Regions from separate parts of the Homo sapiens genome. Here all the other regions are linked to region 1. The links are chromatin loops, found by intact Hi-C in ENCODE. Cell type or tissue: chondrocyte. All regions are shown on one strand.

Region 1 (8,000 bases):
CTGTTAGTCCACCATCACCCCCACGCCCCTCCACACACACTGTTTACACTGTGGTGGAATTGATTAAGTGTAGATGGATTCAACCCTTAAGGAAAACAATAGAAAGCATGTACCTTACAAGAGCCTCGGAAATGCTCATATTCTTTGATAGAGTGATTGGATCTTCATCTCCTGAGAGTCGGTCCTATAAAAAATAGTCATTGCTTCAGGACATTGATGTAAGTGGCACAAGGACCAGGGTCAAGCAGGCAAAGACAGAGGCAGAGACTAGAGATCCATGAGGAGTGGCCAGAAACAAGTGCCCTTACCCCCAGCCCAAGCCAGGACAGGAACTGGACTAGAGTAAAAGAGGACCAGGAGCACAGCCAGCCAGGATGCTTGGTAGGGGTTCAGGGAAGGGGGAGGCTGAGCCTATGCTTTCCAGGCAGATGGGAGCCATCTGGGCTCAGCTGAACCATCAGCCAAGCCTGGGCTCACCCAGCCCAGCTGGGTTGCAAACTAAATCTAGACTCTAACCAAATTGCAGACTCTTTCTAGACCCTACCCTACCAAGTAAAGAATGACCTTTGAGAAGAGGTAAAACTATGTTTAAGACCCTCAGCTGGGTGAGGTAACAGGGGTGAACATAGAGTGGACAATGGCTAGTGGGCAATGGGAATGGGCAATGATTGACAGGCAGCTGGCTGTGCACGGCAACCATGGGTCTAAAGCATGCTAGGTCTTATGCTAGGGCTTTACATTGGATGGTCACCACAGATAAAAGGAGATCCTGAGACCCGGGGAGGCTAAGTGATGTAAGCAGCTGAGCTAGTATTGACTAACCCACATTCATTCATTCAGCAAACACTGAGTACTTGTTCAATGCAGGCACTATGCCAGTTTTCGTGGGGACATCCCGTCCTCCAAGAGCTGAGGGTGAGATGTAGTAAAAGATGTCAGGGAGACGCCCCGAAGACGGTGAGGCTAGCAGAAGGAAAAACATGAACAACACGGGCATGGAGATGTGTGGTGAGGGAGGGGAGGGGAGGCAGAAGTTCCAGCAGTAGTGTTGGCAGCACTGGAAAGGGAGAAGGAGGTGGAGTCATCTAGTGGCTGCTCGAGATATTGCAGGCAAGGAAAGGAAAATCACGATGGCTGTCATTCACTGAGCATACTGCATGCTTTCTTTACATCCATTTACTCTTCACCACAACCTCATAAGATGGGCCTCATTTTATCCCTAATTTGCATATTCAGTCCCTGATATACCCTCGTTGGGGTACATCCCACTAATATAAAATTGGCAGGATGGGATTTGCTCAGGGAAATTTGGCTTCAAGCTCATGCACATAGCCACTAGGCTACACCTGCCTTGAGTTTAGATTCCTCTCGCAGATGTGAATGGCTGTATTCCAGCAGGAAAGGTCTCCCTAGCTGCAGTGTAGAGGAAAACTTGGGGGTAAAAATAAAAACAAGGGAGCAGGCAGCTGCAAACATCAGGCAAGATCGAGGCTTGAACCTGGAGGGAGATGTGTTGGAAAGAACCTGGAGGGAGATATGTTGGAAAGTGAAACTCAGGGACTGAGGGAGAGGGGGATTCTGGGTGACTCCCCTATCTCTGGTCTGGGTGAATGGATGCCACTTACAGGAACAGAGGACTCAGGTTGGTGAAAGATCAAGAATTCCATTTTGGACCTGAGGTACCTGTGGAGCTGTGCAGGAGGGAGTGGAGCTGAAGGCGCTGATCTAGAAGTTGATACTTTACTGGAAGCAGTGTAACTGAGTGCAAGGGATAAGGTCTCCATGTCAACACATAGCTCTCGGAGACCTCCTATATTCCAGGACACTTGCACATTGCAATAAAGAGGTGTATGTGGTCTTTGCCTCACAAAGTTCAGAGTTCACAATCTTGTTCAGAGAGATGGGCGGCATGACCAGGGTGAGCCTGCAGGCTCACAGAAGCTTGATGAGCTGAGGGCAGGTGGTCAGGAACAGCTTCCCAGATAAAATGGTGATCATCCTATTATACTGAGAGCGGAAGAATCAGATAGACCATCTTACCTTTCAACAGGGAGCCGGACAATAGTGTTTTTGGTGACAACAGTCTCAGCAGAGTGTTGGGGAGAGCGACAAGGCTATAGGTGCTGAGTAGTGAGTGGGAAGGATGGAGGTGGACACAGCAAATGCCACCACTCCTCTTAGATGCTTGACAGGGTCCCTCCCCACTTTCCCACATGCATGTTTCCAAATGGACTGCATGCTCTGCAAAGGCAAACACTGTTGGCTTCTTTATCTCCCCATTTCACACACACACACACACACACACACACACACACACACACACACACCCCAAAGAGAACCCTATGCTGGGGTAGAATTTGCAATAGATTTAAAGTCAAAAGGCCAGGGTTCAATGCCACTAGCTGGCTATGTGACCTTGGGCAAATCACTTTTCTCTCTCTGAGTCTGCATTTTTTTCCTCTAAAACTTGGGCTCAGTTGTAATCACCTGGTAGGATCATTGTGAGGCTCCAATCAGAAAGTGTCTTACACATCATACAGTAGCCCTCAGATTCAATGTAGAAAACAGCACCAGCAAATGTAAATTAGTACAACCATTGTGGAAGACAGTGTGGTGATTCCTCAAAGACCTAGAACCAGAAATAGCATTTGACCTAGCAATCCCATTGCTGGGTGTGTACCCAAAGGAATAAATCATTATATTATAAAGATACATGTGGCTGGGTGTGGTTGCTCATGCCTGTAATCCCAGCACTTTGGGAAGCTCAGGAGGGTGGATCATCTGAGGATAGGAGTTCGAGACCAGCCTGAACAACATGGTAAAACCCCGTCTCTACTAAAAATACAAAAAAACAAAAAAATTAGCCGGGTGTGGTGGCAGGCACCTGTAGTCCCAGCTACTCGGGAGGCTGAGGCACGAGAATTGCTTGAACCCGGGAGGAGGAGGTTGCAGTGAGCAGAGATTGCACCATTGCACTCCAGCCTGGGTGAGGGAGTAAGACTCCATCTCAAAAAAAATAAAAAAATAATGATACATGCAAGCATATGTTCATTGCAGCACTATTCACAGTAGCAAAGACATGGAATCAACCCAAATGCCCATAAATGATAGACTAGATAAGGAAAATATGGTACATATATACCATGGAATACTATGCAGACATAAAAAGGAATGAGATCATGTACTTTGCAGGGACATGGATGGAGCTGGAGGCCATTATCCTCAGCAAAGTAACACAGGAACAGAAAACCAAACACTGCATACTCTCACTTAAAAGTGGGATCTTTTAAGTGAACAAAAAAGAGGGGAACAACATACAGTGGGGCCTGTTGGGGCAGGGGTGGGGAGAGCATCAGGATAAATAGCTAATGCATGCTGGGCTTAATATCTAGGTGATGGGTTGACAGTTGCAGCAAACCACCATGTTTTTACCTATGTAACAAACCTGTACATCCTGCACATGTAGCCTGGAACTTAAAATAAAATTAAATTAAAATTAAAAAGAAAACAGCACCACCACCATCAAGGAAAGCCTGTTCCCAACCTCCAATTCCAGCTCACTAGCTCAGCCTGTCTCATTCCCCTTTTTCTCTCTCCCCTCTCCTCCCTGCCCCTTTCCTCACTTTGCCCCCACCTGTCCTCACCATCCCACCCCATACCTCCAAGCTCACAGCTAGAACTGACCAAAGGCCCAGTTATTTATTTACAAAGTCCATGTCCAGAACTGTACCAGCCTCAGCGGTGTGGAATAAACTGGTGTGGCCAGGTCCATTGTGCTGATGCCTCAAGAGATCCAGGCTGGTACAGATGGGTCTGGCACATTCTGTACCTGCCAGCCAAGCAGAGCATCCAGCTTACTTCTCACTCGACTCCTTACATAACGCTCGTCGGGTACTCTCCATTCCTTGGGCTTAAATTCCATAGTGTAATATTAGTAAACCAGGCTAAATGATCCTAAGGATCTTGCTAGCTCTGACGCACCGTGATCTTGCATCCAATTCAGTTCACTCTGTAATAAATAATCATAATAACAATAGTAATTTTCCAAATAGCTAACAGTTATTGTGTACTGTATGCTAAGCACTATTCTATGTATTTCATGTGAATGTTTAACATTCATAACACCACTTATCATGTAGACATCATTTACTGCCCTAATTTACAGTGAACTGGAGCTCCGAGAGTCACGTTGATTTAACCACAGTCCCAGGCTACCAAGTGTCCAAGCTGTGCTGCTTCCAAGCTGCCTGACCCAGACCTGAGCTCTTAACCTCTCAATGGGCATCCAGGTCGAAAGCAGAATCTCTGGCTCAAGTGCCGACTGCCCAGCTGTTTCAGAACTCCACCATGCACCCAACTGCTCCTCCAGGACTTCCCTACGGATGTGTTGCAGGCTCTGAAACGTCACACATCCACGCCGCATCCTCATCCCACACATGCTCCTGCTTGTCCCTGGCATCTGCCATTCTCAGTGCCATTCACTAGCCTATATGATGCCTTCGAATCAGAGGAAGTTACCTCTCCCTCCAGGGATACGGGCCCACACCTGGTCTCAGGGACCCTTTAGTGGAGGCACAGTCTATATAGCCCAGAGCAGTGCCCCTGATGCCATCGTCTTCCAATTTGCTCAGAGCAGACACTGGGATTCATCCTTAATATCTCTCTCTTCTCTCTCTCTCTCTCTCTCTCTCTCTCGCGGAGGCCCCACTGCCCTTGCATTCCACAGGAAGTCCCAGTTGCTGGCATGACCTGAGAGGTTCCTGGGACCACGCCATGGAAATGCGTCCGGTCCCAGTGTGACGGGGAAGAGCCGCGCCTGAAGCTCAACTTCCGAGGCTCTCATCAATCTACGCTTCCTTTGGAGCGTGCAGCCACCAGGTGGCAGCCGAGGCCACGGGCAGACAGAAAAGCTCCCGAAACTGAAGGACTGCCAGGCAGCAGAGTTCCGGAGGGCTCCCAGGACCTTCAACCAGAAAGAGACAGAGCATATGCGCATATGTATGTCTGAGCCCGTGCACGGAGGAGGAGTATGAACAGACACCGCGGGACAGATGGCTGGAGTTTAGTCCCTTCCTTCGGGGCTCTTCACCACTCCTTGGGCTTCCCTTCTCCTGTCCAGCCCTGTCCTGGGTGCACAGAGAGGGAAGTCACTCCATTCCTGCCCTTGAGGAGCTCCCAGACCCAGGGCAGGAGCAGGATGCAGACAAGTAGACAGCACCCTGGGGTGGGTGGAGTGAGTGGGGCAGGTGGGGCGGGTGCAAAGAGAGGGAGGAGCAGGGGCTGAAGTTGCCCGGAGGAAGTGCTGAACCCAGGAGTGGGGAAAGGAGCATCTGGGAAGAAATGGCATCTACGCTGATCATGGAGGGCTTTCTGGCAAGTCTCAGGAGCAATAATAACACGGATGTCATCTCTGTTTCCTCCCAGCAGCCCTGCAAGGAATGTACTATAGAGCCAATTTTACCGGCAAAGGAATGGAAGATCTGAAAGGCTAGGCGATCCCACAAGCATCGAGGAGCAGGCTGGAATTTGAACCAATCGGCATGATTCCCAAGCTCAAGCTTTTGGCCACCCCTGCACTGCCAGGGACAAAAAAAAAAAAAAAAAAAAACCCTGGGAGGAGAGCCAAGCTAGGGAGTCAAGACCCTCCAGCCAGGTCTGGATGGGAGGCAGGTGCCTCCACCCTGGTCCCAGAGCAAGTTCTGCTGGCTTCAGCCACCTGACTTCCCTGTGAAGGTGGGTAGAGGCCAGAGCAGACTGTGTGTGATTCTGGCCCCAGCCCCAGCACCTCTACCCCCACCTTTACTACCCCTAGGCTGCGGGAAGAGGCTTTGCCCAGCAATAGTCCTGATCTAATGGATCCTTGAAGCACAATAAACAGATAGTATTTCTGCATGTGTCACTCTGAGTATGACGGCAGTAATCTTGAAACTCCCCTTGACCACCTGGCACTCTGGAGACGGAACTCCACAGCCTGTTTTCAAAGCCAACTCCTGGCTGGAAGTTCCTCTTCAAGTCTAAATGAAGTAAGCAGTGCTGCAGTCTTCCCTCAACTGTGCAGTTGCTGGGTGGAGGCTTTTCTTTTCTGCCTGAGTTTGGGTATAACCTATAATGTAACCCTATGAAACTTACATGTTTTAGGTGGGAGAGGGGAAAACAAGGTGCAAGCCCTGTTCCAGGAAGAGCAAAAATGTCCTCAACAGTAAGAGGACATTCTGGGCTGAGAGCCAGGGCTTGAGGCAGCCTGCAATCCTGGCAGATAGCTGGTGGAAGGGACCACAGAGAGATGATACCACACACAGAAGTGAGACCAATGAGATCGTGGGAACTGCCCGGCCAAGGGTTGACATCAAGGAAGCTTAGGAGGCAGGGGACAGCTGGGAAGGGGACAACCAAGAGAACCAGCTGGAAACTGAAAAGGGATGCAAGAGAGAAAGAGGAGGTGGGCACTGAGCTCAGGTGGAGGAGGAGAAAGGCAAACAGGAGAGAGAGAGGCAGAGGATGAGACAAAAACAGAGGTGGAGAGACTGAGAAACAGGGAGACAGAGATGGATGGAGGCTGGGAGAGACAAAGAGGAGACAGGCCTGGGCAGGAGAGGTCCTACGTGGGGAGAAAAGGTTGGGAAGAGAGCAGGAAAGAGAGAAGGAGCACAGGTGTCTGGAGGTTCCCACCAGGCCCAGCCCACCCCTCCTGCAGGCTGGGTCTCTCCCTTGTCTGCCAATCACGAAGCTCAGGATCCCCTCCCTCAGGGCTGGGGGTGGAGAGCTCGCCTCCAGCCCCGCCCTAGTCCAGAGGCTCCCCCTCCCCAGGCCCTGGGAGGCTGCCCCTGGGACTGGCTGTGCAGCGATAGATGGTGGGGGCCCAGCTGGTGCGTTATCAGCCTTCTCCAGGAGCGCGCCTGAGCCACTCCGTGGCTGCCAGTCTGAGATTAGGCCCCCGGAGGGTCATTAAGCGCCACCCTGGCCCGGGCCCAGCCTCCTTTCCCTCCCCGATCTGGCCAGGCTGGCAGGTGGGAATGAGCGATAAGGATTGGGGGTCTCAGCAGTTCTGGGGCCAGCAGCTCCCTGCTCCCAGCACTCCCCTCTGGATCAGGGCAGGAACATGGGGTGAGGGTGAAGGGCTGTAAGGTCAGTGCCGGCCCAGCCCCTGCAGGAGCCCCTAGGGTTCCCACTCTCCTAGATCTGCCCATATTGAGCAAGACAGAATGAGAAGGGGGCCAAGGAGGCTCTTGGAGAGGCCTCAGACAGCTGCTGGGGAGCAAGGTGAGCCCAGGCAGAAGCAGGCTTCTCCTGGCAAAACCTCACAGGTGTGAGGGGCTGGGATTCACTTGCTGCAGGGAGACAGGGATGGTGGCTCTGCCTTCTGGCCCTGGCAGGCTGGTGGAGTGACCTGACTCGAACCCACTCCCACCCCCCAGGGACAACTGAGGGCAGAGCTGGGAGGAAATGTGGCCTCGTGCAAGGAGAATCGGATCCGGCAGTCAGAAGCTTCCCACCAGGAGACAGGAAAGGAAGAGGGGACTGTTTGTGCCTTAGCAGAGGCCTGACCCTCTAGGAACCTCTGTCTCTCCTTCAGTGAGTGGAGAAGCTGGGCTGGCTGCTGGCCTGGCTTTGCCCTCTGGTCTAATCAAGGAAGACTTCCCAGAAGAGGAGGAACCTTGGTTGGGTCAAGAAAAAACAATGCGCAGAGTTTAAACTGGCAGAGGTGGGGTGAAAAGGCATGAGTCACAGGCAGCCACGTAAGCAAAAGCCTAGAGTAGAAATCACAAGCCACAGTTCATTAAGCCGAAGCCCAGAGAGGGGAGGTGACTTGTCTCAAGACACGCAGAAAAGCAAGGATAGGCCTGGAGCAAAGCCGCTGCTCCCCGACCCACAGGCCTCTTCCCTCTGCTGCAGGCTGCATCCTAAACCCAATGAGGTGAGAAGAGATGATTCCCATTTAAGATGAGTCTTCCCCAGTGGTACTTGGTGAAGCCTTGGAATAGCAAAACAATGGCCATAAC
Region 2 (8,000 bases), 84 kb after region 1:
ACCACAACTAACGTGACAAGTTGGTTCTCAGTTCTGACAAGAGGGGAAGGGTTAGGATACATAGCCTCTATCTTGCAACATGGATAAAAAACTCAAAAATGCTAGCCTCACTCTTTTACACTATTGGTAGGAATATAAACTGGTACAACTATTTGATGAGCAATGGTAGCATCTACTAAGACTTTGAATGCACATACTCTTTGATCCTGCCTATCTAGGAATTTATCCTACAAAGATACTTGTACCTGTAGAATGATGTTCACTTAGGATTGCTTGAAATAACAAATAAGAGATTTGGCCTAAAGGTCCATTAATAGAGCACTGGGGTTCAATATATTCTAGTACAAGGGTACAAAAGAATATTATGCAGCTGTTTAAATACAAGAGAAAGAACTGTATATCCCTATAAGGAAAAGTATCCAAGATATTATAATATCATGTTTAAAACAAAAACAAAAAAACAGGCCAGGTGCAGTGGCTCACGGCTGTAATCCTAGCACTTTGGGAGGCCAAGGTGGGAAGATTGCTTGAGTCTAAGAGTTTGTCTGAGACCAGACTGGGCAACATAGCAAGACACCATCTCTGCAAAAAATAAAAAATTAGCTAAGTACTGGTGCAAGCCTGTAGTGCCAGCTACTCAAAAGGCTGAGATGGGAGGCTCACTTGAGTCCAGGAGGTTGAGGCTGCAGTGAGCTGTGATCATGCCACTGCACTCCAGCCTGGGTGACAGAGCGAGACTGTCTCAAAATTAAAACAACAGCAACAACAACAAAAAATCAAATCACAAAGCTTATCACATACACATATACTTGAACATGCATGGAACATTTCTAGAATACAAAAGAAATGGTTAAGAGAAGTAACTTTGCTTTTTTTTTTTTTTGAGACAGTCTTGCTTTGCTATCCAAGCTGGAGTGCAGTGGCGCAATCTCGGCTCACTGCAAGCTCTGCCTCCTGGGTTCACGCCATTCTCGTGCCTCAGCCTCCTGAGTAGCTGGGACTACAGGCGCCCACCACCACGCTCAGCTAATTTTTTGTATTTTTAGTAGAGACGGGGTTTCACCGTGTTAGCCAGAATGGTCTTGATCTCCTGACCTCGTGATCCGCCCACCTCGGCTTCCCAAAGTGCTGGGATTACAGGTGTGAGGTACCGCGCCCGGCCTTTTTTTTTTTTTTTTTTTTGACTGAGTCTTGCTCTGTCGTCCAGGCTAGATAGAGTGCAGTGGCGCTATCTCGGCTCACTGCGACCTCTGCCTCCCCGGGTTCAGGCAATTCTCTTGCCTCAGCCTCCCAAGTAGCTGAGATTACAGGCGCCCGCCACCGCACCCATCTAATTTTTGTATTTTTAGTAGAGACGGGGTTTCACCATCTTGGCCAGGCTGGTCTCGAACTCCTGACCTCATGATTCACCTGCCTCAGCCCTGCAAAGTGCTGGGATTACAGGCGTGAGCCACCGCGCCCGGCCTAAGAGAAGTAACTTTGGAAGAGTCAGGCAGGAATGTGGGGAGTTGTGGCTTTTGCATTTTATCTTACACTCTCTTCTGTATTGTTTTTTAAAACCATGAATTTTTATTACTTTTTAAATTAGAAAACAAAAAATAATTAACAGAAAATATGCCAGCCTTAATAATATAATCTCCAGACTTTATTTTCTTTTTAATAAGTTATGTGCTGAGGTCATCTTTGGTAGAAAGGAATCTGAACAGAAGGACATGACCAGTTGGGCACATTCCCAGAAAAAAGAAATATTTTTGCTTTTTAGATGGCACGACTGTGTAACTGTACATCCAGTAGCTGGAACAGACCTTATCACCTCCAGAAAGACTTTTCAGATGCTACCAAGCAAAACTCCTTTCTCTTTCCTCAAGACTCCTAAAGTATTTTGTTGGCCTATCCAGCCAGGAGTCATCCCACAATATCTCTCAAATTACTTATGTATGTAACCCTCTCTCCCACTAAAATGAAGAATCTCTTATTCATCATGCATATGGTAGGCCCTGAATAAATCGTGAATCAACTCAATTGAGGCACAAACGTAACTTTTCTGATGAGATTGCCACAATACATCTAAAATTTATTCATCTAGCCAATGATGGGCAAAAATAAATAAAAATTTTTAAAAAATAAAATTTATTCACTCTTTAAAACAAAATTTTAAAAGTTACCTGGCGTGATCCACGTTATGTGCATTTTTCTTCACTTTAGTGGGAGAATCAATTTTTACTCCAAGGCTTCTTAGTTGCTTAAGAGTTGCATTAAGGACACAATCTTTGTCCACCAGTCTTGAATGATGTGTTTTTTTCTTTGTATGGTAAACGTTTTGGGTTCTGGTGCATTCATGACTGATAATTACTGCTTTGGTAGACGGCTGCTCAGTTTCCTTGGAGGAACTATTTAATAGGTGGTTTACTTGACCCTGACAAAAAGAAAAAAAATTTTTTTGAAAAATCACTATTAACAATGTTAGGGCTGGGTGTGGTGGTTCACACCTATAATCCCAGCACTTTGGGAAGCCAAGGCAGGAAGATCGCTTGAGCCCAGGAGTTTAAGACCCTGGGCAACACAGCGAGATCCTGTCTCTACAAAAAACTAAAAATTAGCTGGGCACGGTGGCACACGCCTGTAGTTCCAGCTACTTAGGAGGCTGAAGTAGGAGGACCACTTGAGCCACGAGGCTGAGGCTGCAGTTAGCCGTGATTGTGCCACTATATCCTGCGTGACAAAGTGAGACTCTGTCTCTAAAAAAATTAAAATTAAAAAAAAGTTAAAAAACAATTTTACAGTAAGACCTTAATGATACAACAAGGCCAGGGAAAATCAGTATCTTGTCAAATTCCACAAAGTATCAAGTAGGCAGGTATTATGGTATTATTTGCAGGTATTATGAAGTTTTTATAGAAGCACATCCTAATGAACAATTTCATCAGACCCTAGAGAAAACAGAATGCTTGTTCAGACTTCATTCACTTAAAAACCAACATAAGCTGGGCGTGGTGGCTCACACCTGTAATCCCAGCACTTTGGGAGGCCAAGGTGGGCGGATCACTTTAGGTCAGGAGTTCAAGACCAGCCTAGCCAACATGGTGAAACCCTGTCTCTAATAAAAATACAAAAATTAGCCGGGTGTGGTGGCACGTACCTGTGGTCCCGGCTATTTGGGAGGCTGAGGCATGAGAATCACTTGAACCCAGAAGGCCCAGGTTGCAGAGAGCTGAGATGGCGCCACTGTACTCCAGCCTGGGTGACAGAGTGAGACTCTGTCTAAAAAAAATAAATAAATAAAATAGAAAATAAACAAATAAAAATAAAAACCAACGTATTTAAAAATCATTTGAGTACAGGCGTGTGGCTCAAACCTGTAATCCCAGCACTTTGGGAGGCCAAGGCGGGCAGATCACTTGAGGCCAGGAGTTCAAGACCAGCCTGGCTAACATGGTGAAACCCCATCTCTGCTAAAAATACAAAAATTAGCCGGGTGTGGTGGCGTGCACCTGTGGTCCCAGCTACTTGAAAGGCTGATGCAGGAGAATCACTTGAACCTGGGAGGCAGAAGCTGCAGTAAGCTGAGATCATGTCACTGCATTCCAGCCTGGGCAACAGAAACACAGTGAGACTCTGTCTCAAAAAAAAAAAAAAAAATTAGCCAGGCATGGTGGCAGGTGCCTGTAGTCCCAGCTACTTGGAAGGCTGAGGCACAAGAATCGCTTGAACCTGGGAGGCAGAGGTTACAGTGAGCTGAGATCATGTCACTGCACTCTAGCCTGGGTGACAGAGACTCTGTCTCAAAAAAAAAAAAAAAAATCTTTTGAGTAATTCTCCAAGTATTTTCGAGGACTTATGCTAAATTTTTTATAAACAAGTTTTAAATAATGCTTTCGTTTGCAAAGTGATAATGTTTCAGTTATAAATTAGGCCTTTATGATGTTCACAGAGTTAGGCTCCTTTTCTTCTCACTTTCTCAAAGTAAGAATGACCTGTGATACTATTTCTGCATATTTCATTCCCTGAGCATACAAGCTGCTAGCACCAGCCTAGGACCTAGCAAGCAAATAACAAATATGTGTTCATTGATGAATACATAGGGCCCTGTGAAGTATGTTGCCTTCTCGCAAATGGACAAATCAAATGTTCTACAATTTGGATGAAAGTGACAGTCAGGGTTTCTCTATCCTTTAAGTCCCAGATCACATTTTAAGTTTTATAATACTAGTTCCTCCAACCAGAATTACCCCTTTATTCTGTGTTCTCTTTGCTTTACACTACTACTCCTCAACAGCCTGTCTTATAATTGTTACTAGTCTGCATGTGCTGTTGTTTCCCCTAGGCTCTCAAGGGCACAGAGTGTCATATTCACCTTTATATTATCGATTTCACTTAGCCTACTGTCTTAGACTAAGCTAAGTATTTAATAAACATTGGCTTACCTGAACTAAAATCAGTAAATGTTATCATAAATATCCCACTACTTTCCAATTTTCAAATTTCCGAGAAACTCTTGCTTATTTTCTAATACTAATTTTGGTTTGAATTAGGCATAATATCAATATTTATACTTTAAAAATAAAGCTGTGTTTTTCTAAGTACTTAAGTATGTTTATGGTAAATTAGTGAATTTAAGTTATAATTTATGAAAAGCTAAAAGAAAAATTACATTGTTAATTAGACAAAAAATCTTTTTATCTTAAGGTCTCAATCAGTTTAAACCTAGGAAAAGCTTAACTAGTATATCCTATACTAAATAACCTTCTCAAAAAGATGAAATGCTCTACATTTTCTTACCAATAAATCCTGGTAAATTTTCTGGTTATCTGATGGTTGATGAAGCAAGGGTTGCATTACATGCTCAATTTTTGGTTCCTCTGATGTTTCAGAATTGTTACTGGCACCCCCTGTTGGTCCAGTCTGTAAACACATGCTTACACTTTCTGCCAGCTGGCCACTTGGAAAGAACACAGGTACATCAGGTTCTTTTCTCACAACTAGAGAAGAGCTGCTGGGAAGGATATATAATGTGTTAGTCATTGAGGTACCTTTAACATATAATTGAAATGTAGTAACTTTAGAAAAAAGGGTTAAGACTCAAGCAGCACCTGGTTGTATTTTTAGCTCTTAGTGATGATGCTACATAAACACCCCATCTTAGCCAGGTGCAGTGGCTCATGCCTGTAATCTGTGTTTTGGGAGAGCAAGGCAAGAGAAGTTTGAGGTAAGAAGTTCAAGATCAGACTGGGGAATATATCGAGACCCCATCTCCACAAAAAATTTGTTTTAATTAGCTGGGTGTGACACCATGCACCTGTAATCCTAGCTGCTCAGGAGGCTGAGCAAGAGGATCACTTAGCCCAGGAATTCGAGGCTGCAGTGAGCTATGATTGTACCACTGCACTCAGCCTAGGCATCAGAGCAAGACCCTATTTCTATAAGAAACAAAAACGAAAACACCTCGTTTTAACAGGCTGCATATAAACTAAACCATGGTACCTTTTAACTTGTGTTACTTATATTTAAGACAACTTTCTTTGAAGCCTGGAAAACAAGCTGTTGATTTCTCCTGAACTTGATGGCAATGGAAATTTTTAGAGCATTTAAATATTTTAGGTATGTTATTTGTTCATTCCAAGTTTTTTTTTTTTTTTTTTTTTTTTTTGAGACAGAGTCTCACCATGTCACCCAGGCTGGAATGTAGTGGCGTCATCTCGGCTGACTGTAACCTCTGCCTTCTGGGTTCAAGCGATTCTCCTGCCTCAGCCTCCTGAGTAGCTGGGATTACAGGCATGCACCACCATGCTCAGCTAGTTTCTGTATTTTTAGTAGAGATGGGGTTTCACCATGTTGGCCAGGCTGGTCTCGAACTCCTGACCTCAGGTGATCTGCCTGCCTCAGCCTCCCCAAGTGCTGGGATTACAGGCGTGAGCCACTGCACCTGGCCTCAAGGATTTAAAAATATCTGTCTTGGTGTCTAACCTAGGAAGCAAAAACTAAAACTGAAAAAGAACAAACCCAAATCATTAAAGATTACAAGGGTCCTTAATAAAATAACACCAAGAGCTAGATAGCTCCTTTCACCACGTGAGGACACAAGGAAGAGGCATCAACTATGAACCAGGAAATGGGTCCTCACAAAACATTACATCTGCTGGCGCCTCAATCTTGGAGTTTCCAGTCCTCAGAACAATGAGAAACAAATTTCTGTTGTTTATAAGCCAAAATAAATAAATAAATGTCTACACTCTTTAGGGGGAAGAAAAAGGAATAAATAAAAATGTCAAATCTCAACAAAAGATTTAAGATTAAATAAAAAATTTTAAAATGCTTCTAATATGCCAAGTATTATTAGGTATGCCCAAAGCACAGCTTCTAAAGAAAAATATGGATCATTTTAAAAGAAAGTCTCTATAAATACTACATACCACTACTCACTGCTGGGAAAAAGTAATCAATAACCAATGAAGCTGCAAGGCAAATAAATTTATCTTTCACAGACTACTTCAACATCAGAAACACTGGTCCAACAAGACATCTAAGGGGGACTGGAAGCCCTGGAGTTGCGTGTCATCTATGAATACTCAGCAGTGGGAACCAGAGCACGAATCAGACCAAAAGTGCGAGAAGGATCCCAGAGAAGCACCAAAACCATCATAGACAACACTGGAGAAAGTATTTAATCCAAATCAACAACCCAAATCAATGCTGAGCAAAGATTAGATTTACATCTAGTTATGTGTTGGGATCGACAGAGTTAATTAATTGCTCTGAAAAAGCAATTAACTTCATTCTATCAATTAACTCAGATCTGTTTCTAAAGTTAAAAAAAAAAAAAAAAAGCCAAAACAAGGGCATGGTGGCTCACATCTTTAATCCCAGCACTTTGGGAGGCCGAGACAAGCAGATCACTTGAGGTCAGGAGTTCGAGACCAGCCTGGCCAACACGGTGAAACACCGTCTTCACTAAAAATACAAAAATTAGCTGGGTGTGGTGGCGTACACTTGTAATCCCAGCTACTTGAGAGGCTGAGGCAGAAGGATCTCCGGAACCCAGGAGGTGGAGGTTGCAGTGAACCAAGATCACACCACTGCACTCCAGCCTGAGCAACAGAGCAACACTCCATCTCCCAAAAAAAAAAAAAAAAAAAAAAACACAAGATTGGATATTTTTTAAAATTCCAATCTGAAAACCCCCATTATTCTAGAAAGTAGTCTGCAGTTTACAGAGTTAAGGAGAATAAATAAAGATCCCATGGTTTGCTCCTCTTTGTCCTCAGTTTCTATAATTATTCTAAATAAACTGCAGACCTACTTTGGGGCTCACCCCATGGGGAACCAGACACTGGGTCAAACTGTAGTTTTTTTTAATTACTTTTTTTGAAACAGAGTTGGCCGGGCATGGTGACTCACACCTGTAATCCCAGCACTTTGGGAGGCTGAGGCGGGCAGATCATCTGAGGTCAGGAGTTGGAGACCAGCCTGGCCAACATGGAGAAACCCCGTCTCTACTAAAAATACAAAACTTAGCCGGGCATAGTGGCAAGTGCCTGTAATCCTAGCTACTTGGCAGGCTGAGGCAGGAGAACTGCTTGTACCCGGGAGGCGGAGGGTGCAGTGAGCTGAGCTGAGATTGCGCCACTGCACTCCAACCTGGATGACAGAGCAAGACTGTCTCAAAAAAAAAAAAAAAAAAAAAAAGAAACAGTCTCTCTCTGTCACCCAGGCTGGAGTGCAGTGGCGTGATCACAGCTCACTGCAGACTCAACTTCCCAGGCTCCAGCAATCCTCCCACCTTAGCCTCCCGAACAGCTGGGACCAAGGGCTAATTTCTGTAATTTTGGTAGAGACAGGGTTTCGCCATGTTACCCAGGCTGGTCTCAAATACCTTAGCACAAGCAATCGGTTCACTTTGGCCTCCCAAAGTGCTAAGATTACAGGCATGAGCCACCAAGCCCAGCAAATTCTAAAAATATGGAAATTACTATGATCCTTACCCTGCAGGAACTCAATCTAAC
Region 3 (8,000 bases), 550 kb after region 1:
CTGTTCACAATGCAATCCATGCTCAACATCGTTGCCAGTGTGATCTCTTGAACACACCTTACATTCTGCTGCTTACATCCATGACTTGCTATTGCTTTTAGGATAAGAGTCCAGTTCCTTCTGGGGAACTGGGGAAGCCTCCAGGGACCTGTGTGATCTAGGCCTGCCAACTTCTTCAGGTTTATCTTTCGCCATGGAACCCACTGAACCATCACGTCACCATTGTGGACTCTGGTTATTTGAAATGTTCCCGGCTTCCTCCCACCCAGGGAAGTTCAAATGCACAGATTCCACTGCTAGGAATGCCCCTCCTGACTCCAGGCCGGCCCTAGTCAATTCCTCTGTGTAGTCACATCTTACATCCACTCCGACATTCACTCCTCACTCAGGAAACTTCTCCCGGCACTCACAGTAGGTCGCCCTTGCCTGTTGGTGTGCTTATTGTCCCCTGAGCTTTTCTATCATAGCACTTATTCACTTGTGTTTCATATTAGGTTAAAAATGACGCCGTTTCTCTCCCGCATTCGGCTGTGAGCTCCTCCAGGGCAGGCCTATGCCCAGGTCATCTCTTTGCCCCACAGTGCTCAGCACAGTGCCTAGCCAGCCCAGGCCCTCAGCCAGCCTCTGCTAAGGGAGCCCCCCAGGAGCTGGTGTGGTTTAGTGGCAGTGGCTGTTGTGCAGGCTGTGGCTGAGACTGGCCAGGGAAATGCTAAGCGGCATCTGAGAAAAGCATCGCATCTGCAGCTCACCCTTTATGTCTCAGCGCGTAGGCAAGCTCTGGCTTCACCTCTGGCTTGCTGTGTGACCTGGGGCAAGATCCTGTACCTCTCTTGGCTTTGAATTACTCAGGGGATTGGACCCATGACCTTGTGGCTCAGTCTAAGACTCCAAATGGATAAACCCTCTGATCCTGAAGAGGAGGTTGGGGTGTCAAGGGCCCATTTGCAGAAGTCTCTGGAGAGAGTAGAGTGGTCTGAAGCTGTGGAAGAGGAAGATTTCAGGCTCAGGGTCCATGGAGCTCTTTTTCCTGCTCCTACTGCCCATGAGGAGGCAGCCACAATAAGCCTCAGCCTCCCCCTGCCACTCCCTGTGACAGCTACCACTCACATCTGGGGAGCAGCCTGGCATCCCCAAGGTCACGTTAGGACAGGGAGCAACTCACATCTTGTGTTCATAAAAAGGTAGTGGCGGCAATGGATGGAGGCCTTGGCCCCCCAGAGAGGTGAGCACTGCCAGTGATGTGCCCCTACTCTTTATCTCAGGGACCTGGCTTGCCATCTTATTTTACAATGGGGTAAACGGAGGTCCCAAGCAGGGGCATTGTCCCCTAGGGCCACACAGCCAGGCACTGAATGGCAGAGCTGGTACTAAAGCTGGCCATCAGAAGTCATTGCTCAGGGATATGTTGGTTGGTAACCCGGGCCTGGCTGTACTAGGGGAAGGTGCACATTCACAACCCTGGGCAGGGAGCCAGGAGCTGGTGTGGTGTGGAAACCTGGGCTCTAGAGCCACTGACTCGGTGTTGTGACCTGGGAAAGTTGCCCTGTTTCTCTGGCCCCAAGGTCCTCACCTGCCTGATGGGAGAAGAGCAAAGGATCGGGCTGAAGTGGCACAGCATATGTTGGAGCGTGGATGGTGGCCCCTCAGCTCCCAGAGCTCCGAGACAGCATGGTGGGCCTGCGGGTGGCATGACCTTGCCAATGATAACCCTACAGGGCTCGGGGCCAGGCCCCTTCTCTCCGTGGGTCATTCATTTACCAAGGCAGAGGCACCGGGGAAGAGGACTGGGCAGGACCTTATCTTATCAGGACTGATCAAGGAAGGGGCTGCTAGGGGGCTGAGGGGAAGAGCGGCAGGAAGGAGGCCACTCCCCAGCTCTGGGGCCACCTGCTTCCCTGGCTCCTCAGAATCTTGAGTCAGGTCCTCCTGGGCATGACTGGTATTCTGGGCAGACAGTTATTTTGTGTAGGGCATTAGCACCTATGGCAACTCACTGTGACAAAATGTTCCCAAACATTCCCTAATGCCTCCTGGGGTGACATGCAAACCCCTCTGGGCCATCCTGTCATCCCTTCTGCTCAGAGCTCATGAGTGCACACCTGCCTCAGTGCACTGATTGGGGCCTAGGCCACAAGAAGGCCGTGGGGGAGAGTGAGGTACTCATCCCCCAGTGGGGAGACTGCCTGAGTCTCCTTCCCCCGACCCTGTCACGATCATGCTGATGGCTGCCATCTAGAACCTGGGCCCCCTCTGTAGCACACATTGCAGACAGCCAAGACCAAGGCGAGCAGCACACCACAACCTATCAGGAGTCTAATCCCTGTTCCGGTGCTAACTTGCTGAACAAGCTGAGGCAACTCTCTTCCCCTCTCTGAGCCTTTGTTTGCTCGGGTGTAACATGTGGGGGTAGGAGGAAGGATCTCTAAATAAACCAGAAGACATTCTCTTAGCGCACAGGTGGGTGCACTAAGGTGGGTGCACAGCATTGTCCTCACCCGCTTCCTGCCAAGGGTCTGCCATTTCAAGTTGCCCATCCCCAGAGCTGTCACCAGCAGCAGCAGCAGGGTGCAGTAGGCAGAGCATGGTTTGAATCCCAGTTCCTCCTGTTGCTGACTTTTATGGTTCTGGGCAAGTTGCTTCCCCTCTCTGAGTCTCAGTTTGCTCAATTGTAAAAAAAAAAAAAAAAAAAAAAAAAAAAAAAAGTGGAGAAAAGAATAGGTACGAGAATTAATGTGATACCTTTGCAGCGTTGGGCGCTTCAGGGGCATTTATTAAACACGCACTGTGGCTCCTGTCCTGGTGGGAGCTGGTCTAACGCGGTGGTACATGGTGTGGGGCTGCCTGTGCTGCAGTTTCCAACAGACAGCAAGGGGATTCCCAGCGAGGAATCGCTAAGACTTAACTCGGATTGCTGCAGCACCTGGGCACACACCACAGCCACACCTTGGGTGTAGCCACACCCATGTCCATGCACACATCCCAGATGTGCACTCACACAGCCTAGCCACCCACGAATACGCGTGTGAATGTGTCCTTGCCTGTCCAGGGCCAGGTGCCCTCTGACCTGCCTGTTTCAGGAGATGAGTCTGAGGCTGAAGCAGGGAAGTGACTTGCAAGAAGAGATAGGGCAATGGCAGAACCAGAATTCTGGCACACAGAGCTCTGGCTTCCCAGACTGGCTGGCTCCAGTGTTCCAGGTAGCCCACGCCAGATGTCCAGGTGCGAGGGTGCACGCCCAGGCACACTCTCACAAGGTTACACAGGCCGTGCATTCAAACGAGTGGCCCTGGAGCAAAAGCTAAGGCACAGCCACATTACCCTACCCATCCAGGACCCACCAGAGCCCAGGAGGGTAACCCTGAGGGAGACAGACCAGGGCACCGCACACTGGGTCCCAAGCACATCTACCCTGCGGTTCCCCTGGGCCAAGCCGAGTCCTCCCCAGCACAACAGCGCGGCCCCTCGGCCTCCGCTTAACCTGGGCGCGCGGGCTGGCTGGGCCGGGGCCATTATGCGGGCGCATGGCCGGCCGCGCCGGGGCGCAGAGCAAACTTAACCTTCATTTGGGAGCGCCCAGCGGCCGGAGCGCGCGGCGCAGCCATCGATCGCGGCTAATGGCCTCGTCTAAATGCGGAGCCGCTGCCTCCGCCCCCCGGGTCAGGGCGCCCCCGCCCTCGCCCCCCGCTCCGTGCAAAATGGTGTTTACCAAAGTCAATATTGGCCGCGGCGCCCGCCCGGGGCACCCGGGAGCCCCTCTGGCCTCCCCCAGCCCAAGGCTGGATCTGGGCCACCAGAGCCTCATCTTGGTGTCCCAACTAGCCCCGGCCCTGACAAGGAGTCTTTTGAGGGCTAGACACAGGCGGGTCTCGCCCAGGGTCTCCCAGGACCCGACCTGGAGTCTCAGGCCTCCTTCCTGTCTCGGCGCTGTACTCCCTGGGCAGCGCCTGCAGTGGGAAGAGAGCCTCGGCTTGACTCCTGACTCCATCTCTGTATAGATCTGGGCAGGTCCCTTCCCCTTTCTGAGCCCTCAGAGCTGTCATTTTTTTTAACGCCTTCCTCAAAGTGTTCTTGAAAGGATTGCATTAGAGATAATGCAGGCCAAGTGCCCAGCACAGAACCTGACATTCGGGGTCGTTTTGGGAGGGGCTACTCTGACATAAGGCAGAGGGGTGTCTGCCCCTGTCCTGTGTCACCCTTCCCTGTCTTCTGTCTGGTTGCCTCCTTCAGGGCACTGCTGAGCGGGCTGCTGCCAGCATCAGCCTAACGGAGACACAGCACCGGCCGTGGAAAATTCTTTATCTTAATCCTACCTCACTACTGAAGAGCCTGAGGCAAATCCTTGACCCCTTGGATGCTCTCGTCTGTGAGGGCAGCAATGAGAATTCCTGCTCTCCCGGCCGCTGGGCAGATGTGCCCTCGCAGATGAGTGGGTGTCTGAACTGGGGGCACTGAGGACCACACAGCTCCCAGGCAGGGCGGCGGTGTGAGAGGCCCGGAACGTGCTGATGCGTCGTCTCTGCCTTTCCAGCCTGCAGCCAGTGAGCCGTGTTGAAACGGCATCATATTAAGCTCATTTCGTTATGAGACCTCCACCCCGCTCTGGGTCGCCTTTCATTCTTGCATTGCGGATCTTTGGATTGATAAGAAAAACATGGTAATTGCAACTTCCCCTTACTCCCCCTTCATTCTCTGTTCACATCAGAGAAAGGAACTTTTAAATGAGAGCCAGAGAGAAGACTTGAGGGCTGGTCCCAGAGCTCCTTCAGCCACCCGGTTATGGTTACGGAGGGACTGGTAACCTGAGCCTGCCATCTGGTGGCCATGGCTGTGCTGACAGCCTTGCTCCTAGAATGCGGTCTCAGTCCTAGTCCCTACGAACTTAGGCTGATGTGTGACATCTGAGAGTCACAGAGTCCTAGAATCACAGGATGGTACTTACTTAGGATGGGAGAATATTCGATTCTTGAGATAATGCATTCATGGAATGTTAGAACAATAACAATACCTACCATTTCTTGATAGCTTTCTCTGTGTCAAAGTATTAAGAAAGTGCCTTGTGGGAGCTGTTTCATTTAAGTCTCTCTCCATCATCATCACATGGCGACGACATTTATCCCCATTGTATAGGTGAGAAAACTGAGAATCTCATTAAGTAATTTGTTCAAAATCACATTATGATAAGCAGTGGGTTGAAATGTGAACCCAGGTCTCCTGACTCCAGACCCAGGCTGTTAACCACCATACTTTACTATAGAACCTTAAGATAGTACAATCTGAAACTGCCAAATTTTAATATTATAGGATCGTCGGGTATGAGAATCTTAGAATTGGAGAATCTTAAGATTTTGGAATCATAAAATTCTGGGAGGAGTGCGTCTTAGACTTGTGGACTCAAGAACCATGGACAGTTAGGGCTGAGACGGTCTTTAGGGGCCCCTGGTTTTGCACATGAGGTCAGACAGGAAAGGCGCCTGGTTGGATGGTACAGCGCAGGGTGGGAAGTCTGGGCTTCCTGTCTCCTGACCTAGAGTTCTTTCCACTGTGGGTTTCTCAATCAAGGCTTTTCCAATTATGCTCTTTTATAGCCACTGCAATAAAGCTGTGGACTTTTGCTCCAGAACAGCACATAAAATATCCCATTATTTGCCTCTTAACCTGAGCTTCTGTTTTACATTTTAAGTCTAAAGTGTAAGCCTCATAAAAGGTAATCATCTAAGGCCTGTTCAAAGAGAAGCCATAAATTGGCCATTTAGTCCAATCAGTGTTTATTGTGCTCCTACAGGGTACCCAACCAGTACTAGCGTGTGTTTTGTGGAGAGGAAGGGGGAGCATAAACCTCAGTCCCGACCGTAAGCTGCTTAACTCTCCTTTGGGGAGGAGTGCAGAGATACAGTGTCAACCCGAGACAGAAATATCACAGGAGGTGTCACTCCATAGTTAGGTACAAGACAGAATGGGGGACACGGGAGAGGCCAGTGTGGGCTGTGGAAGAGTGAGAGCAGAGGGGGGCTTTTTTGGCTACTAATTATTAAGTAATGACTATGCCCTAGACCCTGGGCTAAGTCTATGAGGTACATTATCACACAGAATCTCGTAATAATTTTATGAGGTCGTATGGGCAAACCGAGGCTCAGCGTGGTTAAGTGGTTTACCCATAGTCACATAGTAAATTCTGGAGCTGGGATTTGGACCTAGGTCTATTTGACTTCAAAGCCTTTGCTTTTAACCGCTGTGTCACACTGCTTTGGAGCTGAGCCTTAAATGACCACAGTGGTTTATGCATGGAGGCCATGTGGGGTATGTGGATGTGCAAGGCTGGGAGGCAGGCAGAAGGTAAGCTCAGCTAGAAAATAGCACCTCTCCCTGCTGGCTCACCCTGCTCACTCTGGTCTTATTCTGCCCTTCAAAGTCTCTGAGTTGAACAAGAAAACAGGTCTTCTCATAGTACTGGTAACCCAGAATTCAGCTCCACCGTTAGGCTGTCTTGGGCTGGGCCGGGGCCACGCTGCTTTAGGCAGCCCAGGCTCCCTGGAAGCCATCTCTCAGGGAAATATCCCAACCCAGTTCCAAACCTCCTCACTAGAGGAGACTCCCTGCTATCTCCCCTCTCTCCCACCAACTCCCAAATCTTCCCAAAACCCATAAAAGCCCAGGTTTGTGACTCAAAACTATTACACAAATTAAGATTATTATATTATTATTATTTTCCTTTTTAAACTTCATTCCTGTTGCCTGTCAAATTTCTATAGCAGTACAACTCTTAATGAAATAATGTTTTCCCAGCACTTTGAGATGATAGCTAACACCTGCAGAAAACACAACATTAAATTTAGCAATAGATACTGGGTAGACAGCTTGAGAGCCATGCCCTCCAAACATCCCTTGTTGCACAACTGTGGCTAAATGGGTTTTCACCCATTGCTTATCATGATTGGTGACTCACTTCTAGTCATCATTCTCTCCAGTGTGAGACCAGACCAACAAACTGGGAGGTCCATTCCGGCACTGAGGGATGATCAAAATCTAACTATGGGGTGATTAATCAGCCATGCTTTCAGAGAAAGATCTTAATTAAAAGGAGAAAATGTGAAAGTTGTCAAAATCAAAAGAAAGCCACATGCTAAAAATTCTCACAAATGGAATCAGGGGAGGCCATGAAGGAAGGGTTGTCATGTACAAATACCTGATAACAGGAGCTATCACAAAAGACTGTGTAAAAACCACAACCTTGAACAAAGGTGATCATACTCTAACACACACACACACACACACACACACACACACACACACAAATACTTGTATGAGGCCCAGTAACTGCCTGTCCAACCTTGGACTGGCAACACCCTTGTTATTGATCCTTGTAGCCAAAGACAATTACCTCAAAACAATTAAGTAATCCTCCTCATTTCTTTCTTTCAAAACCTTTGTCTTTCTTTACCTACCTGATAAGCACATAGTTGACTTTGGCACACATATTCCCATTAAAGTGCCCATTTCCAAATAAATATAATTTTCCTTTAGAGAGCTGATATGGTTAGGCTGTGTCCCCACCCAAATCTCATCTTGAATTTTACCTCCCATAATTCCCACTTGTTGTGGGAGGGAACAGTGGGAGATAATTAAATCACAGGGATGGTTTAGCCCATACTGCTCTCATGGTGGTGAATAAGTCTCACGAGATCTGATGGTTTTATAAGGGAAAACCCCTTTCACTTGGCTCTCATTTCTCTCTTGTCTGTTGCCATTTAAGGCACGCCTTTCGTCTTCCACCATGATTGTGAGGCCTCCCCAGCCACGTGGAACTGCGAGTCCATTAAACGTCTTTTTCTTTATAAGTTACCCAGCCTAAGGTATGTCTTTATCAGCAGCATTAACATGGACTAATACAAGAGCCCTTTAGGCTGACACCTTAAATGTGGTCTGGTCTGTGACTGCTTTGACCAATATAGTGTAACAGAAGTGACTATACTAATTTTGGGCCTGCCTTTAAAAGGACAGGC

Evidence for each region. Hi-C counts contacts between places; a loop is a spot of excess contacts. Peaks named below come from ENCODE experiments on the same cell type or tissue, not always from the same donor. Only the 100,000 strongest peaks of a DNase experiment are listed, where the experiment ranks them.
Region 2: a loop joins it to region 1, with 6 times the contacts of the local background. A loop is called at or near these places in 33 of 110 quality-filtered maps.
Region 3: it touches region 1 in a loop (5-fold over the local background); 70 of 110 quality-filtered maps call a loop at or near these places.

The regions. Positions count from the first base shown.
Region 1 is chr1:47,174,441-47,182,440 of GRCh38, forward strand. It overlaps CYP4A22-AS1 (CYP4A22 antisense RNA 1), which reads right to left and starts at 5,183. Exons shown (of 6, transcript NR_199717.1): 1 at 4,750-5,183; 2 at 3,685-4,009; 3 at 2,488-2,629; 4 at 114-184. It overlaps LINC00853 (long intergenic non-protein coding RNA 853), which reads left to right and starts at 4,810. Exons shown (of 2, transcript NR_047498.1): 1 at 4,810-4,998; 2 at 5,428-5,899. RefSeq lists enhancers at 4,681-5,182, 6,808-6,952 and a cis regulatory region at 6,871-6,888. In chondrocyte, CTCF peaks have their summits at 1,094 (motif pointing left), 1,300, 4,896 (motif pointing right) and 5,135; a DNase peak (open chromatin) is centred at 4,844.
Region 2 is chr1:47,258,124-47,266,123 of GRCh38, forward strand. STIL (STIL centriolar assembly protein) reads right to left here. Exons shown (of 17, transcript NM_001048166.1): 15 at 4,780-4,993; 16 at 2,166-2,416. Among named protein-coding and RNA genes, the nearest start is that of TAL1, 30 kb to the left of the region's middle. In chondrocyte, CTCF peaks have their summits at 4,880 (motif pointing left) and 5,082; no DNase peak of the experiment used is centred here.
Region 3 is chr1:47,721,632-47,729,631 of GRCh38, forward strand. No RefSeq gene overlaps it. Among named protein-coding and RNA genes, the nearest start is that of LINC01738, 37 kb to the left of the region's middle. RefSeq lists an enhancer at 3,194-3,761 and a silencer at 4,626-4,920. In chondrocyte, CTCF peaks have their summits at 3,560, 3,760, 4,807 (motif pointing left) and 5,075; DNase peaks (open chromatin) are centred at 3,790 and 4,457.